Regions from separate parts of the Homo sapiens genome. Here region 2 is linked to region 1. Evidence: chromatin contacts called from ENCODE Hi-C or POLR2A ChIA-PET data. All regions are on one chromosome and are shown on one strand. Each heading gives the region's core, a stretch centred on a gene start or an enhancer-like site at or near the end of the contact. The rest is flanking DNA. Distances are from core to core; before and after follow the strand shown. Region 1 has its middle 71 kb from the start of SLC37A3. Region 2 has its middle 36 kb from the start of KDM7A-DT.

Region 1 (3,276 bases), core at 225-2,724:
TTGGTCAGGCTGGTCTCAAACTCCTGACCTCAAGCAATCCACCCGCCTCAGCCTCCCAAAGTGCTGGGATTACAGGCATGAGCCACCGCGCCTGGCCCTAAAAAGCTTTTCAAAGGGAAAGACGGAAGTTGTCTTCAAATATATTGAGTTAGCCCTTCAATGTAAATAAGGAAAAAACTGTATATTTTATATATTTTATATATATATACACACACATAAATATACATACACACACACACACGTATCTCAAGAGAAAATATACATTTGTGTTGCTTTTTCCTAGAACCAATGGAAGAAATCATGAGATCCCCAGTGAATAGGATAAAGACCGTTCTAACCATGGGAGCTCTCCAACAATGGAATGGCTTCCCCGGGAGAGCATGCTCTGGTCCTTGAAAGGGGACAGTTTCCGCGGACAGGTTAGTGGCCAGCTGGTAGAGACAACACAAAGGAATTCACACACGAGAGAGGGAGGAAGCCGACTGAGCTCTAAACTCAGTTCAAAGCTGGATTCCAGATGATGGAAGGAAGAGTTGCTGGAAAATAATGTGGTTTTCCATAGGTGGACTGTCCATTCGGAGAATCTGTTCAACATTGGTAGTAGAGGGATGACAGCTGTGAGAGGTGAAGGGGGTGACTGAAGGTCTCTCCTCCCTCCACTGACTCAATTCAGAGGTCTGGAGACATAAAGACTGAAGAAAAAGGTGGACAGAAGCTAATTTAAGGGAGTGAGATTTCGAGTGAAGTTAAGGACCCACGTCTTCTGAGACTTTAGCACAGGCTGAGTCAGGGATTTTGAGGCTGAACTGTCTCAGTGGACGATCTCCAGGTCCTCTGCATCTTCCAGTATAAGGGACTGGGAGGTTACCAGCGGAAATAGGAGGCCAGGGGAGGGAACCGAGGACTTACACAGAGGGGAAACAGAGAGAGAATAACTAGCCAGGAGGACATCTAAACAAACGGATATAAAGTGAGACTGAAATAAAGAGCGTGCAGCACTTTCCTTCAAACAAGTGCAGCAGGCAGTGTCTGGGACTTTGTCTCCCCCTGCTGAGCCAAGAGGTATGAATGGTCCGCCACGGGGAAAGGGTTTTCACAGGCCAAGAACTGCTTCTTTGGGAAGGAAAACATAACCAACGGTATAAAAATCTCCTTCTCTCTCACAACCACCACGACCCTGAAGCATTAAAGAAGCTGGTAGACAGTGACATGGCTGTGCCAAGACCAGATGCGTGTGGAAGGGGACAGCAAAGGGGACAGCACTGGGCACCCCATGGCCACTCTTGCCAAGATTTCTCTGAAAGCTTCTTCCCTTCACCACCAATCCAACCCCTTTATCCAGAGGCTGTGCCAATGGCCTCTCACGGATTGCAGAGCCTGGGGCTGGGAGGGTGGGGGCAGGAAGTTAGGGATCCTCCCTCAGGTCATGACACAGGCTTGCTTCTCAAAAGATCTGTTGGTCAGGCGCCGTGGTTCACGCCTATAATCTCAGCACTTTGGGAGGCTTAGGCAGGTGGATCACCTGCGGTCAGGAGTTTGAGACCAGCCTGGGCAACATGGTGAAACCCTGTTTTCTACTAAAAATACAAAAGTTAGCCGGGCATGGTGGCAGATGCCTGTAATCCCAGCTACTCTGGAGGCTGAGGCACAAGAATCGCTTGAACCCAGGAGGCAGAGGCTGCACTGAGCTGAGATTGCACCACTGCACCCCAGCCTGGGCAACGGAGCGAGATTCTGTCTCAAAAAAAAAAAAAATCTGTTAAGGAGGATTATGAGGCTCTACACTCTCTCCAAGAGCTTGTTCACAGAATAATCTCTTTTCGGAACCTGAGTAGAACCAATAAAAGTAAAACCCACTGGGGCGTGTGGGGAAGGAGCGCTCTCTGCCACCAGTACTTTGGTCACGACTGTTGCCCCTCGCAGCCCCGCCTTCCTGGCTCCAGAATGGTTGCTCTTTATTTTATAACCCTATTAACATCTTCATTCGTCATTCTAGGACACAGAGGCCAGTTACGTCTGCTATTTGTTAGGTACTATTTTTTAATGGAAATCAACTGCAGTGCTGTTAGGTTCCTGAGGCTTTCCATGGTGAGCCTAAGAAAACAAGCAAAATGCTAAATAAATAAACAAATGCACACACACAAAAAATATCTAGGAGTGTGGTACCCTAATGTCACTCTGTAGGGTGTGATAATAACTACTAAACAAGGTAAAGGCCTTTGAAGTCCTCAGATGAAAGGTTTTACCTAAATACAATTATCCCATTAAATCCAAAAGAACATTCCTGTCCAACAGGGTAGCCCTTTTATCTGTGTTTCTCTGCCAATGAATTTCTGAGATGACAGCTTCCTGTGCCACAGTGATAAAGGGGATTGAAAACAGTTTCAAACAATTTTGCTACTTTTTATTTAATTCCTGAAAGGACAAAAAGAAAAAAAAATTCCTTAAACAGAGGGCAAGAACAAGCAGTAAAAAGCTGACCAATGGCATTTTAGAAGCAACAATCTCATTCAAGGTTAATTCAACATTTGTTAGAAAGAGGGGTGCCCGAGCAGGGACCCAAGGCAGACCTGGGTCAGCCGGGCACGTGAAACAGTCACACCTCCGCTGACTGTGCAGACACAGAATTGGGGGAGAAACACCAAGGCAGCAGTTTATCAAGTGGATGGTGCAACTCTTAGACTCAAACAGAAGATGAGGGAAAAAGAGTAAAGAGGTGCTGTTTAGAAAGGCAAACCTAGGCCGGGTGCGGAGGCTCACACTTGTAATCCCAACACTTTGGGAGGCCAAGGTGGGTGGATCACCTGAGGTCAGGAGTTCAAGACCAGCCTGGGCAACATGGTGAAACCCCATCTCTACTAAAAATACAAAATTAGCTAGGCATGGTGGCAGGCACCTCCCAGCTACACGGGAGGCTGAGGCAGGAGAATCGCTTGAACTCAGGAGGTGGAGGTTGCAGTGAGCTGAGATCGCACCACTGCACTCCAGCCTGGGCGACAAGAGCAAAACTCCATCTCAAAAAAAATAAAAAGGTAAATCTAGTACAGAAGGCCCCCTAGAGAGAGGCTAAGACCCCAGGGCAAGGCCAGTCAGCCAGGCTGGCCTGGACATCCCTGTGGGGCCACAGCCCAACAGCAGGAACGGGACACAGGTGGTTTCCACACAAAGGTGCAGGTCTGACAATTCTGCTCACCCTTGGGACTCTGGCCCTAGAGAAAGATGAGAACTGGCTACCCAATTTACACCCTGGAAGTAGAAGTAAGCCTAGGGGAAGAG
Region 2 (3,276 bases), core at 1-2,500, 110 kb before region 1:
TACTAGGGAGGCTGAGGCAGGAGAATTGCTTGAACCCAGTGGGCAGAGGTTGCAGTGAGCTGAGATCGCACCACTGCACTCCAGCCTGGGTGACAGAGCAAAACTCCATCTCAAAAATAAATAAATAAATAAATAAATTCAAATATTATCCATTGTTTAACTGAAATTCAGATTTACCTGGGCATCCTGTATTTGATTTGCTAAATTAAGCAACCCTCCTCCTGGAGTTATATTTTACAGTTGCTCACTTGATCCTCAGTACTGCCCTATAAGGTAGCTCTCTTATCACCATCATCCCCATTTCACAGGTGAGAAAACTGAGTCACAGAGTTGTCCACAGCCATGCAAGTAGCGCGTCTGTTTCCACAGTCTGTGCTCCTAACCCTCTAAGCTGCTACTAGAGTTTGGGATCCATTAGTCCTCGATCCAGAGTGTGGCTCTACCACTTCTTAGGTGTATGACCTTTGGCAAGTCGCTTAACCTCACTGAGCTTCAGTTTCCCCTTCTGGGAATAATAATAATTCCTGACTTACAGAGTTTTGTGAGTGAGGTAATTGAACAAATAGGAAGTGATTCATACATGGCACTTGGATGATGGTGATGATGATGGTGATGATGATGATGATGGGAAGCCTTGGATCATGTAGAGTCATTGATGAGACTAGAGGAAATGACACGCCTGAGCCACCTCCGTGGCCATTCCCTTGCCTTCACATGCCTGCCTCCACCCTAGTCCTCTCCCTGCTCCCTAAACATAGACACAGGGCTGGCCCCAGGCCCCATGTGTAACAGGCTTCCTGCCTAAAGCCACCAGGAGCCTCAGAGCCCAGAGCTCCTGTTGCTGGTGGCTGGAGTTTACTGCCTGAACTTCTAGTCCAGGTTGCGGACTATGAGCAGTCCAGGACTTTCTCCTTGTCCGACAGCCCCTCCAATCACTGCCCAGGTGTGCCTACATCCTAGTTCTAGCTGCCACCAGGAAAAAATCCAACCCATGGAGCATTTTGCACTCATCTACAACTACGTATGACAAATGGTTTCCCCTCCCTGCTACATAACTCAGCCTGCCCGTGTGCATGCTCTGAACTACTTCAATCTAAGTATCTGCTGAGTAAGATCGAGACAGAAAATATCTGTTGATTAGGTTTTGTTTCTGTCACTTCTTGCCTTCTCAGGGCAAGTCAGTTCTAGAGGTTCATTTCCGGTCCCTCGGCTTCCCACCCTGAAGCCTCCTCCCTGCTCCAGGTCAGTTTAGCAATGGAACACACCCAACAAGCTGCCCCGCCTTCTCACACCTGGGCTAGGGTGTCCAAGGTGCTGGGGAATCTAGCCCTTAGCAAAGATTACCTTATCCCTAGTACCAGGATTATTTCAATGTTTTTTCCTTGTGTTTTGTTTTGTTCTACCATCAATGTTCCACTTAGGTATTAATCCTAGCAAGTAAACTAAAAAGGCCGGGCACAATCTGTAATCCCAGGCTTACGCCTGTAATACCAACACTTTGGGAGGCCAAGGCAGGTGGATCTCTTGAGCCCAGGAGTTTGAGACCAGCCTGGGCAACATGGCAAAACCCCATCTCTACAAAAAATTAGCTGGACATGGTGGCATGCGCTTGTGGTCCAGCTACTGGGAGGCTGAGGCAGGAGAATCACCTAAGCCCAGGAGGTCAAGGCTGCAGTAAGCCATGATCATACCATTGCACTCCAGCCTGAGTGACAGAATGAGACCCTGTCTTAAAAATAAATAGGCTGGGCGCGGTGGCTCACGCCTGTAATCCCAACACTTTGGGAAGCCAAGGCGGGTGGATCACGAGATCAGGAGTTCAAGACCAGCCTGACCAATATGGTGAAACCCCGTCTCTACTAAAAATACAAAAATTAGCATGTTGTGGGCATGTTGGTGGGTGCCTGTAGTCCCAGCTACTCGGGAGGCTGAGGCAGGAGAATAGTGTGAATCTGGGAGGCGGAGGTTGCAGTGAGCCAAGATTGTGCCACTGCACTCCAGCCTGGGCAACAGAGCAAGACTCTGTCTCAGAAATAAATAAATGAACAAATAAATAAATAAATAAACTTTAAAAATGTATGGTCAGTTTTCTCATTGGAACTATGTCTACCTCCTTGGGTGGAAAGAGCTCATTCTTCCATGATCAAGCCCTGACCTTCAAGTAACCCCTTGAGATTCCTGACTCAGTCTGACCTGACTCTTATTTTCTTCCAGGCAGTGATTTCGGCAGCACAGAGACAGCAGAGAAAAAGAGACCAGATTTCTGCTCTCAAGGCGTGAATAATAGTCTTGACCCAGATTCTAACTATGTGGTCACTCCTAGTCTCTTTTTAACTCACTTTCTTATCTTGACTCTTAGAACCAACAACACCTGGCTCTGGACCTCTCACCAAGCTGTGGTTCTATGCTCTCCTGACTTCCAACTCTCCGTTCTTGTCCTTCTCACCTATGTGAGTTTCCAGCCTTCAGACACTCCCTGTCCTAGTGTTGAGTCCTACCTCTGAGACCCTCAGCTGCCCACCCTGCAACACTGACAATGCACAGAGTCCAACCATCTGGCCCTCATAAAATGTCCCAGGCTCCATGCCAAGTTGCGCTACAGATTGCTTGGCCATCAGTTCCCTAGGAAACTGTAGGCTGGACTGGCTGCCAAGTCAATGGAGGGTTTCAGCCATGTGGTTGGCCACCTGGGCAGAAGCCTTGCTGACTGCCTTCTTATCTGGTAGTTCCCCTTCCTGAGCCTTGGTGCCCAACCCTATCTGAATCACCTGGGCCTTGGAAACCTGTTCCTTTGGAGTTCCAGCCCTTCTAGGTCAAAAGCACCTTGAATATCTGACGAGGGCCTGCCTTCATTCTTTTGATCTCTTTGCTGGTGTTCCTCCTGGATGCCCTTGGCCTGTAACAGCTGGCCTCCAAACACCGGCAAACCTGTCCCCAGAACCCAAGTCTGAGTCAGCAGAGTCTTGGTAACTTTCCCTAGTTCAACAAAAACCCACAGCTATACCACAGTCCTGCCTGCACTCACCCTCTCCACCCACCTGACCACTTATTCATTCAACAAATGTTTGTGGAGTGTGTGTTTTGGAGCCAGATAATGTGAGAGTTGAAGTTTCCCAACAAGGAATGGACAAAACATTGTTCCTGGCCTAGAGGAGCTCATAGCCAAAGTGGAGGCATTAGAATAAACATAATCCATTTCAAAATGTGAAAAGGGTCACAGCAGGGTTGGAACAAGTACCAGGGGAACACCTGGGAAGGGCATCTAACTCACGCCCA

The links. Hi-C counts contacts between places; a loop is a spot of excess contacts on that map. ChIA-PET counts read pairs that join two places held with the same protein, here RNA polymerase II (POLR2A). Pooled maps may share reads with other maps.
Region 2: a loop to region 1 is called in a map with no recorded cell type, with 5 times the contacts of the local background. The contact joins two enhancer-like sites. A Hi-C loop is called at or near these places in 1 of 168 maps with a recorded cell type or tissue (lower leg skin), 1 of 37 single-sample maps with no recorded cell type and 4 of 50 pooled maps. POLR2A ChIA-PET finds 5 or more read pairs at or near these places in 6 of 52 experiments (AG04449, HepG2, Panc1 and 3 more).

The regions. Positions count from the first base shown.
Region 1 is chr7:140,325,403-140,328,678 of GRCh38, forward strand. No RefSeq gene overlaps it. Among named protein-coding and RNA genes, the nearest start is that of SLC37A3, 71 kb to the right of the region's middle. Within about 2 kb of position 1,475, at least 5 of the 41 ENCODE cell types and tissues checked have a DNase peak (open chromatin) inside an H3K27ac peak, as active enhancers do.
Region 2 is chr7:140,211,566-140,214,841 of GRCh38, forward strand. No RefSeq gene overlaps it. Among named protein-coding and RNA genes, the nearest start is that of KDM7A-DT, 36 kb to the left of the region's middle. RefSeq lists enhancers at 1-2,882, 978-1,047. Within about 2 kb of position 1,251, at least 3 of the 41 ENCODE cell types and tissues checked have a DNase peak (open chromatin) inside an H3K27ac peak, as active enhancers do.